Regions from separate parts of the Homo sapiens genome. Here region 2 is linked to region 1. A link is a contact called in ENCODE Hi-C or POLR2A ChIA-PET data. All regions are on one chromosome and are shown on one strand. The core of a region is the stretch at or near the end of the contact, and the rest is flanking DNA. Distances in the headings are between cores, read along the strand shown. Region 1 overlaps SCIRT (stem cell inhibitory RNA transcript). Region 2 holds the start of SLC29A1 (solute carrier family 29 member 1 (Augustine blood group)).

Evidence for each region. Hi-C counts contacts between places; a loop is a spot of excess contacts on that map. ChIA-PET counts read pairs that join two places held with the same protein, here RNA polymerase II (POLR2A). Pooled maps may share reads with other maps.
Region 2: a pooled map shows a loop between it and region 1 (2.4-fold over the local background). The contact joins the promoter of SLC29A1 here to the enhancer-like site in region 1. A Hi-C loop is called at or near these places in 1 of 50 pooled maps. POLR2A ChIA-PET finds 5 or more read pairs at or near these places in 3 of 52 experiments (HepG2, IMR-90 and K562).

Annotation. Positions count from the first base shown.
Region 1 is chr6:44,057,277-44,063,963 of GRCh38, reverse strand. The region is part of intron 1 of SCIRT (stem cell inhibitory RNA transcript); the gene reads left to right. Among named protein-coding and RNA genes, the nearest start is that of SCIRT, 14 kb to the left of the region's middle. RefSeq lists silencers at 1,028-1,097, 4,851-4,920 and enhancers at 281-1,243, 5,221-5,400. Within about 2 kb of position 5,348, at least 32 of the 41 ENCODE cell types and tissues checked have a DNase peak (open chromatin) inside an H3K27ac peak, as active enhancers do; they include IMR-90, where a contact is called at or near this core.
Region 2 is chr6:44,217,674-44,224,844 of GRCh38, reverse strand. SLC29A1 (solute carrier family 29 member 1 (Augustine blood group)) reads right to left here and starts at 1,250. Exons shown (of 13, transcript NM_001372327.1): 1 at 1,204-1,250. MYMX (myomixer, myoblast fusion factor) reads right to left here. Exons shown (of 2, transcript NM_001315494.2): 2 at 6,611-7,171. The coding sequence ends at 7,119. RefSeq lists enhancers at 171-320, 563-1,421, 6,662-7,171 and silencers at 1,011-1,410, 4,932-5,031, 5,262-5,491, 5,379-5,673.

The DNA.
Region 1 (6,687 bases), core at 4,099-6,598:
CATGTGGCTGTACCTTCCTCACTGCATCACTGCACCCATTTCACAGGTAAGGAAACATTGGCCCAGAGAGGGCCTTCACTGGCCCTAGAGCATGCATTTCCAGGCCTGAGCCCATGTCTGTCTGACCCCAAAGCCATCATTTCTGTGGGGTAGAGGGCTGAGCACCAGCCAGTCACGACCCTGCTTTGTTGAGGAGTGGTTTAGCTGTGGAGTCGGTCTGCTCGGATTTGAATCCTGACTCTGTCCCTACCAGCTGTATGGTTGTGGGTAAGTCACTCAACCTCTCTGTGCCTGTTTCCCCAGACAGTAATAAGCATAGTATAGTACTACTTCTTGTATAAGCTTGTTAAGAGGAACAGTTGGTATTTGTGAACTGGTGACCTAGAACATTCAAATGAAGCTGTTGGCCTCTTTCTTTCTTCTCTTCCACCCAACCCCTTCATTCCAAGGGGAGAACAGTTGTTGAGAGTTGGGACTTGGCGAGATGCGGCTAAGATCTCTCTGAGAACGAGAGACTCATCAAGGGGTACTCAGGACCTGCTCAAGCCCCTCCTTGGGAATGGGATGCAGGGAAACAGGAAGCCTAACTTCCCACTGGTCCCATTCCTCCTGGGCCCACAGTCCCCTCCCCACTGTGGAGTGTGGGCATGTGGAACTCTGGCACGTACCCGGTGATAAGGGCCACCCAGCAGGCAGGACGTGGGCTACGTGAGGGACCAATGGAGGCGGCTGCTTTGGCCAGCGGCTGCCTGCCCAGCTCAAGGGGCCAAGGCCAGGAGGCTGGGCCGTGGGGTCCATTGTCTGCCTGCCGCCCCCACCCCTCTGGCGAGCACAAGCTCAGCAACAGCCGGCAGCGGGCCCTTGGCAGAAGCTCGGTCCTGTTCCCCCCACACAGGCACGCCCTGGCCTGCACGTCTTCGCCTGGGCCTCCAGCCATGATGGCGCTGCCCGCTGTGCTGATCAGTGCTGCCACTGGCCTCTAGGGGGCACTGCTTGGGCACTTAGGAAGTCCTTGCAGGGTGAGCCAGGGCCTGGAGCCCTCATCATGGGGTTGTCAGAAGCTCAGCCCATTGGGGTAGGGCAGACTGGGGAGAGGGCAGAGGCAAGATGGGTCACCTGGACAGAGGGTGGAGCAAGGTGACCCCCAGGATGTGGCCTTGGAGAGTTATAGAAATGTCCTTGTCAAACTCCAGGTCTACAACAGGTGGGCAAGGGGGTAGGAAGCTAGTGTTGACCAGCAGTGTGACTTTGGGCCTCCTCCCTCAGGTCTCAGTTTCCTTATCTGTATAACGCAGGGACTGGAGAGGACCCATCTCTAGGTTTAATGTTCTGTGATTCGTGGCACATTTGCTCTTCCTGGCTGGGTTCAGCCCCAGTTGAAACCAGTGGGCAAGATGGGGCATGTCTTGATCTGTGTCTCCCTTTCCCACTTCTCCATCAAAGTGGTAGAAGGGCTGGGGTTTCTGCAGCCCAATACCCTTGGGAGTCATTGAGGTGAGGCCTGACAACTCACATGCCCCTCAGAGCCCTTAGTCCCAGGACCCCCAGGGGCAGAGCTGTGGCCTCTAATCAGCAGGTTAAAAATAACACCCATGGGCTCTTCTCCCTCCACAGGAATGGTGTTTTTGTTGGCATCTGTGGCCCCTCTGGCCCTGCCAACTTGCACAGCATGTGACATTGTCAGGGGAATGTAGGTGTGAGGAAGGAGTTAGCCGGAGGGGCTTGCACTGCCCTGCTCCAGGTGAAGGTGCAGAGCAGAGGTCAGGGACAGCTGGCAGGGCCACCTGTGGCCACAAGGCTGCCCATGAGGCTGAGGGCACATGATGGGCAAGGCAAAGTCCACTGGTAGAAATAAAATGGTGCAGACTATAGGCTGGGCTATGTCCAGGTGCTGGGCCTGGGCCCTGCAGGGCAGAGCTGTGCAACCAACTCATCCCAGTCCTCAGACCCCAGAAGCAGAATCAGTGAGTCACAGGATTGTGGAATCAAGGCATTCTAGACTTGAAAAGAACTCAAGAGATACTGTCCAATCCCTGCCCAGACAGGAGAAAAATAGCCCCACTGGAGAATATTTATGGAGCTCGTCCTGGGTGCCAGGCTCTAAGCTGGCATCCACTGAATTAATCTTCCCAGCAACCCTCTGCACCCAGTTCTGTTTTTTTTTTTTCTTCCAAACAGAGGAAGAAACAAAGGACAGAGAAGTTAGGTAACTTGTCCAAAGTGCCTTCAAACTGATCTCTGTATGATTCCTAAATCCCTATCCATAATCGTTACCTTGTCTGATTTAACACAGGTGGGAACAGAAGCCCAGAACTTGGAGGCTGTGCTGGGGTTTCAGGACAGGCCACTGAAGCTGTGTGCCCTATTCAGTTCTGGACTCAGTCCACAGCTCCTTGCACACAGAGAGCTCATGTCATGGGCAGTCAGAATTCTCCCTTAGGTCATCCGGAATCGTGTTTACTTTAATGTAAGATCATTTCTTCTCCTTCACTTCTCCAGAGAGAAATGACAGCTCCTTAGTTCTCCTCTTAAAGTCCCTGCTCATTGTTAACAGTGGTCACACTCGTAATTTTTTGAGGGTACAAATCTGCCAACACACTCATCATTTAACCCCCAACTTTCTCTGGGGAACTTCAGGAAAAGCATCCCTGGGCATTAACTCATCTAACTGCTTATCATGGCGTTGATGTCACCCCTGAGCCTGCTCTTGCCCAGGCAGAACAAGCCCGATTTTTTCCCCCTTTCCGTCGGGCCTGTGTTTGCCCTCTCCATGGCATCTGCGGCCCTGTCTGGCCTCTTGCCAGCTTCTTGTGACCAAATGTGGACCTGGCCTGGCCAAGGAGGAGAGCTTGGGGGTCAGGGCCTGACCTGACAGCTGTCCCTCCAGGGGTCCCAGGCAGTGGTACCAAAATTTAAGCCTTGGCTGCCCCCACCCTGCCAGGTCTCCCTACTACCCCCATTCCATCTTATGCCGTCAGGATCCTGATGTGTGTTTATGGTGTGGTGCTCCCAAGGCATTACCTGGTCCTTTAGGTCCCCAAAGCGCTGGAGATATTATTCTGGAGTGAGGAGTCCAGGTTTCTTTCCCTAACTCATGCCACAGACCAATCAAGTGGCAGCTTCTTGTTCCTCACACCCCAGGGCAGGATTTCAACAGCAGCAATAATAGCACTGACTGCTTACTGAGCACTTGCCTTGTGCCAGACACTGTGATGAGCACATTACAGTAGCCCTTTCGCTGAATACTCACAACAGCCAGGTGAGGTGGGGTCCACGGGTATCCTTACTTTATAGGAATCCCAGGCACAGAGAAGGGTTTTGTCTGGGCTGACAACGGATTTAATGCTACACTGATTCTCTGTTTAGTTTTGGTTTGGTTTTTGAATCACTTCACGCTGGCCCTGAGTGAGGCGATAAGGCCCATTCCCAAAGCACAGGTGGGAAAACTGAGAGTCCGACTTGGGCAGTGAGTCAGGTAGGCCATCCTGTTCTGCTATCCCCACACCCCTAGCCTGGCTCTCTGTCATCTGAAGTGTTTTCCCAGGGTATTTCCTCCTTCTAGGTATTTCTCCTCATCTCATGCATTTACCTGGGCTCTTCCCTCCTTTCCATCCATCTATCTATCCATCCATCCATCCATCCATCCATCCATCCATCCATCCATCCATCCTCCTGGAGCCAAGTCCTCCCAACAGGGTTCCTCCTGACCTCACAGGGCAAGTAGGAGGAAGTGCTCCTGGATGGGGACATCACACCCCTGGTAACTCTTCTCTTCTAGACACCTCATCCATCCTACTCTGCCCAGCCACACATGAGTCGAGATTATTTCACCAGAGGAGAAGCTTGTATCAGTTAAATTTTGGTTTACACAAGATAAATAGTGAATTTTTTGCTCATGTAAAATATTTCTGGGATGTGGTCAGAGACTCCTTCTATCTTTCTGACCTGCTAGGTGTGGTTTCCATTTCCAGGGTCACCTCATTGCCCAAGATGGCTGCTGGAGCCCCAGCCAGCAGGAAGGAAGAAGAAAGCCTGAAGAAGGACATGCCCCTTCCCTTCAAGGAAGCTTCCTAGAAGTCACACTTATATTCCATTGGCCAGAACTCAGTCATCTAGCCATACCTAGCTGCAAGGGAAGCTAGGTAGTCTAGTCTTTATTCCATGGGGGTCTGGCTAAAAGTTGGGAAATAAACGAGGAATGGATATTAGGAGACAGGATCTGCCACAAAGCCTCTTTGTTCCTTTTAGATTGCAACTGCCAGAGGGTAAGTGGGGCCTTCCCAACGCCCTGCCTCAAGCAATCCTGGTTCTCTCCCTTCTCTGAGGTCTCAGTTCTTCCCTGATACTCAGTAGTTACTGCCTGGAGCTGCTAAAGGCAGCAGCACAATGCCACATCCGGCTGCCGTTGGCTGTTGTCCACCGTCTGCAGATCCAGGCCAGTGCACTCACTTATCTCACAACAGCTCAACAGGCAGCTAGTCTTAGTCCCATTTTATAGTTGAGAAATTGAGGCCTAAAGAGGTTAAGTAACTTGCCCAAGAGCACGCAGCTGGGCTCTGAGCCCAGTTCCTGTGTGTTTCTTTCTTTCCTGTTGAGCCTTCCCTGTAGGGGTGGATGCCCTGGGCCTTCTCAGGGTCTGACAAGAGGAACTGGAATGGTCTGAGCCCTAGGAGGGGCCTGTCTGGGAGGAGAGGGCAGGCAGGGGCGTGACCTGGGTCCTCAGGTGTCTCCTCAGCACTTACTCAGTGCCATGGTCAGCGAACGCGTCTGAACAGAGTCTACTGACGGGCTTGGGGATTTCTGCTGGCGCCAGCAACTGGCCACTGCAGCCACATCCTCAGACGCCACTTTCCCCAGAATAAGTGTCCTAGACCCAGCAGTGAGGAAGGACAGGGATAGGGCAGCTTTTGTCACTTCCCTTTCTTTCCTCCAGCCCTCCCCAGGGAGGCGGGGGAGAGGGGGACTGTTTACTCTGCTTTCACCCGGGGGAGGCAGCAGCAGGGGACTCAGCACCTACCCCAGGTGGGCTGCTTGGAGGGGAAGGTGGGGAGAATGTGACCAGCGCTGAGGGGAAGAGGCCAGACGCTGGGCTTCTCTGGAAGACCAGGGCCATGTGGGCCATCCCCCTGCCTCCGGGCAGGACTGTCCGTGCTTGCTGCCGAACATGAGTGTGAGGTCATTGCTCTGGTCTCAGGGGTGGGGGGAGGTGCTCTGAGCGTAAGTACGGTCACCGCCTCTACTTGTGGTTAGTAATGTTACTGTAATATCTACTCCACGATCTCTGGCCAAGAGGAAAGGCTCAGGAGTTGTGAGTCACAGCTGGCTGTCGACAGTGGGGCAGGTCATGCGCAGCTTGAATGGGGGTGTGCTGGGGATGGCCCTGAGACCCAGACGTAACCTCTGTCCTCAGGAGTTCCTGCCAGAAACAGATGATGAACTGGAAGAACAGATGTGAGGCTGAAAGTCCCCAGTCCATGTCCTCCTCCACCAGGAAGTCTTCCTTGATGAACTGCCTTGGGATTGCTCTGGGATTGACCTTGAATTCCTAGCTGTGGCAAGATGGGCTTCTTTTTACTTTGCCATCCTGCCAAATCTGAGCACTGAGCACCTACAGGTTGTGTGCTAGGGGCAAGGGCATGAATAGGAATGTGGTGCTTTCATTCAAATCATTCATTCAGTCATCAAATATGCCAGGTGCTCAAGATACACGGGTGAAGCCATGGACTCAGCTACTCTTATAGAGCCTGGAAAAGGAGAGTCTTAAAGCAAGTAGTCACACCAAAAAGAATTACAAACTGTAATGTGTGCCAAGAGGGAAAATTACATGGGGCTCTGGGAGAATATCCTAGGGACTTAGTTTAGATGGGGGTGTGGCCTGATATTTAAGCTCAGTTCCTGTCTTGCTCTAACAAAGTCCCAGCCTAGCTGGGGACACACACGCACGCGCGCGCACACACACACGCAGAAATGTCTGGGAAAAGATGATGTTTAACTGACAGTTCACTGTATCTTCTTGGTCCGTCCTAATGTTCCTGAACTGGAAGCTCCCTGCATGCCTGGATCATGTCATGTTTGCATGATCAAGGTCCTGCCACCAGGCCTCTGGTACAGGTGGTGCCTAGGAAATATGAGTTCTTTGCATGCCATTAGGAATTATCTGTCCACCACCAAATTAACTGCTCTAAGAGTGCCAGGGTGGAGGATTGGAGCTGTGTGGTCATCCAGGAAGGCTCTGAGGATGAGGAGGGCAGTGATTTGAGTCTGGAAGGACTGAGATCAGGATGAAAGGGATGACAGAAGAGTGTTAGCCCTGTTTGGAGACAATGAGGAGACTGGGAGGTTGATGTTCTGGAAGGGAGTGGCTACGTCTCTGCCCTCAGACTGGCAGATCCCAGACAGCAGGAAGTGTCTCCTCCTTCAGACTGTGAGCTCCCTCAACTCTATGGGACCTGGCTTCTTGTAGACTGAGGCATTATTTGGGTGTGGGTGGACGTGGGAGTTGATAGTGGGTCTTCTATCCCCCCCCAACAGCCCTTGGGCCTCTGGGGAGAAGTCTGTGGACTGGCCCAGAGCCAAGGGACTCCTCTCTCCCTCTCCTCCCTAACATCTCCAGGAAGCAGGGTCCAGAGCCTCAGAGCTTCCGGTCACCTGAATGTGATTAGTGGGAGGCCTCTCCCTCTGGGATCG
Region 2 (7,171 bases), core at 1-2,500, 160 kb before region 1:
GATACCAGCTCAGAGCATCTGGTGTCCCTCCAACTATGCCTTGGCCTGCTGAGGTGGGCCCCTGAAAGTAGCCACCAAATTGAGTACCTCCCTGCCTCCAGACTCCCAACACCTCTCCTGCAATTCTCCACTCCCAGGATTTCATATGGGGCTAGCCACTACCTGCAGATCTCTTGTCTTTTCTTCACAACCACCCATAAGCTAGTACTAGCACTGAATAGATGGGGCCAGCTGAGGTTCAGAGGGGTTGAGTCACTTGCCTGAAGTCACAGAGCTGGTGAGTGGAGGAGCTAGAATCCATATTAAATGTTCAAGCTCCTTTTGGAATGGAGAGAGGTATAAAAGCTGCTTCTCAGTTAGCCCTGTAGACTGGGAGGTGGGGGGAACTCTGATTCAACTAAAGGGAAAAATGAGGTGGAGACCAAGATCATTCCCAGCCTGACTTGAGTGTCAGGCAGCTCAGCCCCGCCCCATCACACACATCCTGGCATGGGGAGCTTACACAAGCAGGAGGAAAGTTGGAGGGTCTGGAGGCCACCGAGAGGAGTAGGCAAAGGGACTACCACAGGGCTGCAGAGAGACCCCTAGAGGTGTGAGGGCAGGGTTGGAGCCAGCCTTGACCTACGACTGCTCTCTCCTGGTAAGCAAAGCCGAGGACTGTTTGTCTTCACCCTCTCATATACCCTCACAGTAAATCAGTAAATGAAGACGTGCGCAGGAAGGAGACGCCAGGGATACGAGTTTAGCCAGTAAAAGACCGGGGTTAAAGAGACAGCCCCGCACCTCCGCTCGCGAGCCTGCACCTCCGCTCGCGAGCCTCCATCCCCATCCCCATCCCCATACCCCTCCGCCAGCGCAGTCAGCGGCACGGCCCCTCCCTGATACCGACCAGATCGATGGGGATCACCCGTCCACTCGCCTGCCCCTTGCGGAGGTCAACGTGACCGCAGCCTGTTTTAGGCCCGGGAGCCAGGCCGCCCCGCCCAGCTTGGGTCCCGGTCCCCGCAGGGTCCTCAGGCTCCCTGGCCCGTGCGCGCCACGTGCTGCGCGGCTCCGCACGCTCCGCACTGGGGCCCCACCCGGCGTCCCTTCTCCGGGCTGCGGAGCCGTCAGGCCCGCCCTCCCTGCCCTCCGTGGCAGGCGGGCAGCGGCGTCTTCCGCCCCGGCAGTCCCCAGTCCCCAGTCCCCGGCCCCGGGCAGCACCTGCCGCAGAAGCACTGCTCCCGCGCTGAGATCCGCGCGCTCTCGCTGCAGCTTCCCTCTCCCGCCGGGGCACATTCAAACCCGCCCTCCGCTGAGCTCGCCCCGCCCTGCGCCCACTGCCACCTCCCCGACGCCCGCGGCCCCGCCCCCGGCCCACCCCTGCCACCCCGCGGCGACTCCGCGCGCTCCGCCGCTCCCACCCCGAGCCCCTGCGCCCCCAGGGCCGCCTGGTCGTGTTATTGCGGTAGATAGGACCTCTTTGGGCCCTGCCACACCAAGGCTGTCTGTCCATCGTGTGGGGTACATGGGGCTGGAGGGTACAGCCACACATTAAGGACCTGCGCAGACTCCCATAAAATTCATCTCGGGACTGTTCCATTTACACACCCGCTGCTCAGACCGGCCCCGACGCTCCACGGCCCACTCCACCTCAGATATTCCGTTATCCCTTCCCAAGCCCTGCCCACGCCGCGCTTCCTCCACACTGCACCTTTTTCCTCCCAGCGCCCTCCCTTTCAGCGCCCCCTTCTTTCTTTCAGTCCCCCTCCTCTTCTTTTCCTTCAAAACTGCTTCTGTCCCCACCGCGCATTTTCTGTGACCAGCATGATGGGTTTTCCCATCCCTGACACATCCAGTCCCAGCCACAGACGCGCAAACACCACCCCACTCACAACTTTGACTTGGAGGGGGTATGTGCCTCTGCCTGTGCTTGCGTGTGCGCGCGGAGGGGGGTGGGGCAAAGCCCTCCAGCTCCCTCATAATTCACCCTTTCTAAATCCAGCACTTTGGAAAACTGAGGCACAGGTGGGAATGGGAAGAGAAAAAGCTAGGAACAGCCTTATATCCTCAGTGAATCCTATTGTCCCAGCCATCCTGACAGGCGGAAGCCTTGCTGAGTATGTCTTTCACTAGCTAAGGAGGAAGGTGTGGGCGTGCTGAGGGGTGGTCCAGCAAGTCCCTCCAAGGGAGGGGGAGGGAGGCCCTCTCTTTGGTCGGGCAATAAATGGGGTGGGGTGGGGGGCACTCCCTGCCCTTCCAGCAGTACTCAGTGCTAGAGGATGATCCTAAGGCTGGAAAGGTCCTGAGGAGAAAATCCAACCCACGCTGCCCACCCCATGCCCACTGACCCGAAGGGCTTGTCCCCTAGAGAAGCCACAGACACTGATTAACAACTGGCAGTACCTCACATCATAGGGATAAGGTAGTCCTACCCTGTCCCCAGAGAAACAGACAGGGCCCTAAGGAGAGAGGTGGCTTTTCTAATTAGGGTCAGTGGCTCTCCCCAAGCTACTCCAGAATGGGTGTCCCCAGCCTTCTGTTTCCATGCCCCACAGAGATGACACACATATTCCTTCCCAACCCTCCCCCACCCCACCCCCATCCCCCACATCCCCGCCAGCCCTAACCAGAGGGCAGGAAGATGGGTTTAGGTGGTATTTTTCCAGGCACAGCCCCATGACTTGAGAGTGGCTTCATGTCTGTCCACAACCCCCTAATTCCTGCCCTCATGTTTGTCCAGTCTCTCTCTCTTCCTCTCCTAGCCCTCCTCTGCCCTCTGCCTTGGCCCCCTTCCTCGCTCCCCACCCTCCTTTCCTGGTCTCTGGGTCTGTGGGGGTGGCAGGGCTAGTGGTCAGAAGATCTGCCAGGCATGGCAAGGCTGGTGGCCAGTGGCTGCAGTTGTGTACAGAGGGGGCTGGAGGTGGAAGAAAACTGGAGGGAAGTGGTGAGGGTCTCAGGCCAGACTGGGAAAGGCTGGTTCCTCTCCCCACCCAAACTGGGGCCCTGCCAGCTCGGTGGATGGCAACAGCCAGGGCTGTTATTGTTGGAGAGAAGTCCGTCTGGCATCCATCCTGCTGGGCCCCTAGCCAACACCCACACCCCTCTGTAGCCACCTCCCAAGCAGAGGTTGCTGGGTGCCAGGGCCCCCTGCTGGACAGCCTGGGAGCCCCAACTTACACAGGCCTTGCCTGGAGTTTTTCTAGCCAGGCCTTGCCAGCTCTCTTCAGTCTCTGCCTGGTCTTCTGGCTTCTCTCCCTCCCTGAGCTCCCTCAGGTCCCTGTCGAAGGGGTGGGGTGGGAAGGGTTGGTCCTGCTGCACCTCTACTCTACACCTTATTCACCACCCTATATGGGACCGTGGCTTGGCCCAGACTCCCTCCCCAACTTGGCAGGCCCCATGCATGCCTCACCACCTCACACACAGTCCTCTCTCTCCCCAGGCATGTGTCCTCTCAGCTGTCACCAACAAGTCATGTGTGTTTGCTGGAAGTGTGTTTGCTTGGCCTGGGGGTTGGTAACCAGCACATGTCTCATGACTGTCTGTGTTCTCAGTTGTGTTTGTGACTGTATCTCCATGGCCTTGTGACAGGGCTGGGACTAGGGAGAGGCCAGTGAGGCACTTGCCAGGGGTGTAAAATGTAAGGGGGAGCCAAAAAACTCATGAATCAAGATAAATTTTAGGCCAGGAGTGGTGGCTCATGCCTGAAATCTCAGCACTTTTGGAGGCCGAGGTGGGAGGATCACTTGAGCCCAGGAATTCAAGACTAGCCTGGGCAACACAGTGAGACCCCATCTCTACAAAAAAAATTAAAATAAATTAGCCAGGCATGGTGGCTCGAGCCTGTGGTTCCAGGTACTCCAGAGGCTGAGGCCGGAGGTTCACTAGAGCCCGGGAGGACAAGGCTTCAGTGAGCCATCATCCTGCCATTGCACTCCAGCCTGGGCAACAGAGCAAGACCTTGTCTGAAAACACAAACAAACAAACAAAGATACATTTTAATGTAATCAAAATAAGTTTGTTTTTTTTTTTCTTTTCTTTAAGATGGAGTCTCACTCTGTCACCCAGGCTGGAGTGCAGTGGCGTGATCTTGGCTCACTGCAACCTCCACCTCCTGGGTTCAAGCGAGTCTCCTGCCTTAGCCTCCTGAGTAGCTGGGATTACGGGCACGTGCCACCACGCCCAGCTAATTTTTGTATTTTTTTTTTTTTTTTTAGTAGAGACGGGGTTTCACCACGTTGGTCAGGCTGGTCTCGAACTCCTGACCTTGTGATCCGCCCGCCTTGGCCTCCCAAAGCACTGGGATGACAGGCGTGAGCCACCACACCCAGCCCTTACCAAAATAAGTTTTAATGCAATGTCTACAAATCAAGACTCCATGATGCCAAGTGCAGTGGCTCACATCTGTCATCCCAGCACTTTGGGAGGCCAAGGTAGAAGAATCACTTGAGCTTAGGAGTTCAAGACCAGCCTGGTCAACACAGGGAGACTCTGTCTCTTAAAAAAAAAAAAAAAAAAAAATTAGCTGAGCATGTTGACGCATGCCTGTGGTCCTGGCATTTTGGGAGGCTGAGGTGGGAGGATGGCTTGAGTCCATGAGGTCGAGGCTGCAGTAGGCTGTGATCGCACCACTGCCCTCCAGCCTGAACAACAGAGCGAGACTCGGTTTTTGTTTTTTTTTAAAGACTCCATGATGAATAAAACATCAAGATTTTTTAAGTAAAGACAGGTGTGTTCACAGTGTGGGTACTGGCTCGGGGTTCGAGAAGACTAAATTCTTTGTTCAGTTAGGTCTGGGCTGGTCTTCTAGGCTAATTTTCCAGACCTCTTCCCCCTACCCTATGTTCCTGGGACATCTGTAAGTGGCTGGGGAGTTTGGGGAGGCAGTCATCTAATAATGGCCTTCGAAGGCCCAGAAAAGTGGCCCCGCATCCAGAAACCAAAGATTCTGACTCCCCTGAGACACTGTAGCCCAGCGGGTCCCCCTACTGGCCCCCTGTCCCGCCCGGCAGCGTGAGAACGGCGCAGACCTCGCCCCCACCCCACCCCGCCCCGCCAGGCCCCCCGGCCCCGCCCCGCGCACCTGCTGAGACTTTGGAGTGAGCATCCGGACTTGGTGGGGGACGGAAATTCCCAGGCCTGCGGGCCCCTAGTTCTCTCCCTCCTCATCTCGGGGCTGGGGCCATAGCCACAGCTGGAGAGCGCAGCCCGCGCCGGGCCTGACCGGTGTGGGCCGCCGGGCGGAAGAGAGGCTGCAACAGGCGACCCCAGCGCCCGCCCAGAGCTCCGCAGCCAGCTGCGTCCAGTCCTCGCGGCTCAGGGGCGGGGAGACCAGAGCCGACTCAGTGGGAGGGGCCCTTCGGGCCTGGGACTGGCGGCCGGCGCCTTTGGGCACCCGAGGCTCCGGAAAGGGACGGGGTTAGGGGCCCAAGGGCTCGGACCCCCTTCTCTCTGCCCCTCCCCCTGGGTCGCCTCCCTGAGACCTGGGAGCACGTGCACTGGCTTTGAAGACTCCCGAAGGAAACCGATGGGGTAGTGAGCAGGGACGGCGTGTGGCAGGCAGAAAGCCCCGCAGGGCTGGGGGTGGGGCGGATAGCTTGGGGCTCACTTCTTTCCCAACCAAGCCTTCTGACGGGTGTGGGGAGGGGACTGGAATCCCAATTGGATCCTGTACTCCTCACTGTCCTCGTCTGAACCTAGATAGAGCCCAAGAGTCACCCAGAGAGAGAGGATTATTGCCTGGGAACAATAAGCAAATTATCCGGAGGCTGGGATGCAAATGTGTCTAACTCTTTTTTTTTTTTTTTTTAAGACGGAGTTTCGCTCTTGTTGTCCAGGCTGGAGAGCAATGGCGCGATCTCGGCTCACTGCAACCTCCGCCTCCCGGATTCAAGCGATTCTCCTGCCTCAGCCTCCGTAGGAGCTGGGATTACAGGCATACGCCACCACGCCCGGCTAATTTTGTATTTTTAGTAGAGACGGGGTTTCTCCATGTTGGTCAGGCTGGTCTCCCGACCTCAGGTGATCCTCCTGCCTCTGCCTCCCAAAGTGCTGAGATTACAGGCGTGAGCCACCGCGCCCTGCCCAGACTGCACTTTCTAACTGTGTTTCCTTAAGCATGTTGACTCTTCTGAGGCTCTTATTTGACCCCTGAGGGGCCTCCCACTAGGGAGGAGGAAATGATGAAGTCAGTTCTTAAGGCAACTCACCCAACCCTAGTCTCTTCTAGGGTGGGATGACCCTCAAGGGGATGCATTTCTGCACTGCCTCCCTGGGTGGCCTCCCACCCAGTCTCTTAGCAAACGTATCACCCCTCTTCCCACCACCACTAGCTGAGAAGTCCTCAAACTCGCTGGAGGATATTTTCCTCCCTACTGTGAGCTAGCCAGGCAAACTTCCTCCTAGATGGACTCAAGCCATTTCTGGGTCACAGTGTGACATACTGACCGAAACTTAGCAGGGGGAAACAACTTCCAGGCTGTGAGGACTGAAACCACGATGGAATAGGTAGCAAAATAAACCCTTGTACAATTGTCCATCTCTCCTCTCCCCCACCCCCACCAACTGCCAGGCCAGGTTAAACTGTTTTGCAGAGCAGCAGTCTGGGTGATTAGACTTTCAAAGCCATGGAAAGAATTCAAATCAAATATTTATTGAGCACTTGCTGAGTGCTGGGCTTTGCAGGCAGGTCTGCCTCCATAAGCAACTCAGATATTATTTTAAGGTAGGTCCTGAGTCTGGAAGACAGTCTGGATTCAAATCTTGCCTCTCTGCTAAATTGTCACTTGTCCCTCAGTTAAGCACTGGGAACCTTGATGTTCCCATTTGCAGGGAGGGCAGGGGTGGGTGGGTGTTAGTTCCCCTCCCGCCTGAGGCCAGAGGTGATTAGGAGTGGTCTTTGGGAGGAACTGCTGGAGGACAGAGGGGCAATAATCAGTTTTGTGCTAGATGCAAGGCATTCTTCCAGAAAGACATTTCTGTTGGGAGTGGAGAGGCATGTCTGTGGCAGATCCCTCTCATGCACAACCCTCACTATATCTTCTGTCCACTGGGCAGGCTTCGGTCAGTGCTGGTGCCAGGATTATCCTACTCCAAAAGAAAGCATTTTGTGGATACAGCTGCTGCCAGGACTTGTGGCCTCACTTTTGGGGGCCTAACCTCTCCCTCCTCTCCAGGCGGTCCACTCTTGAGG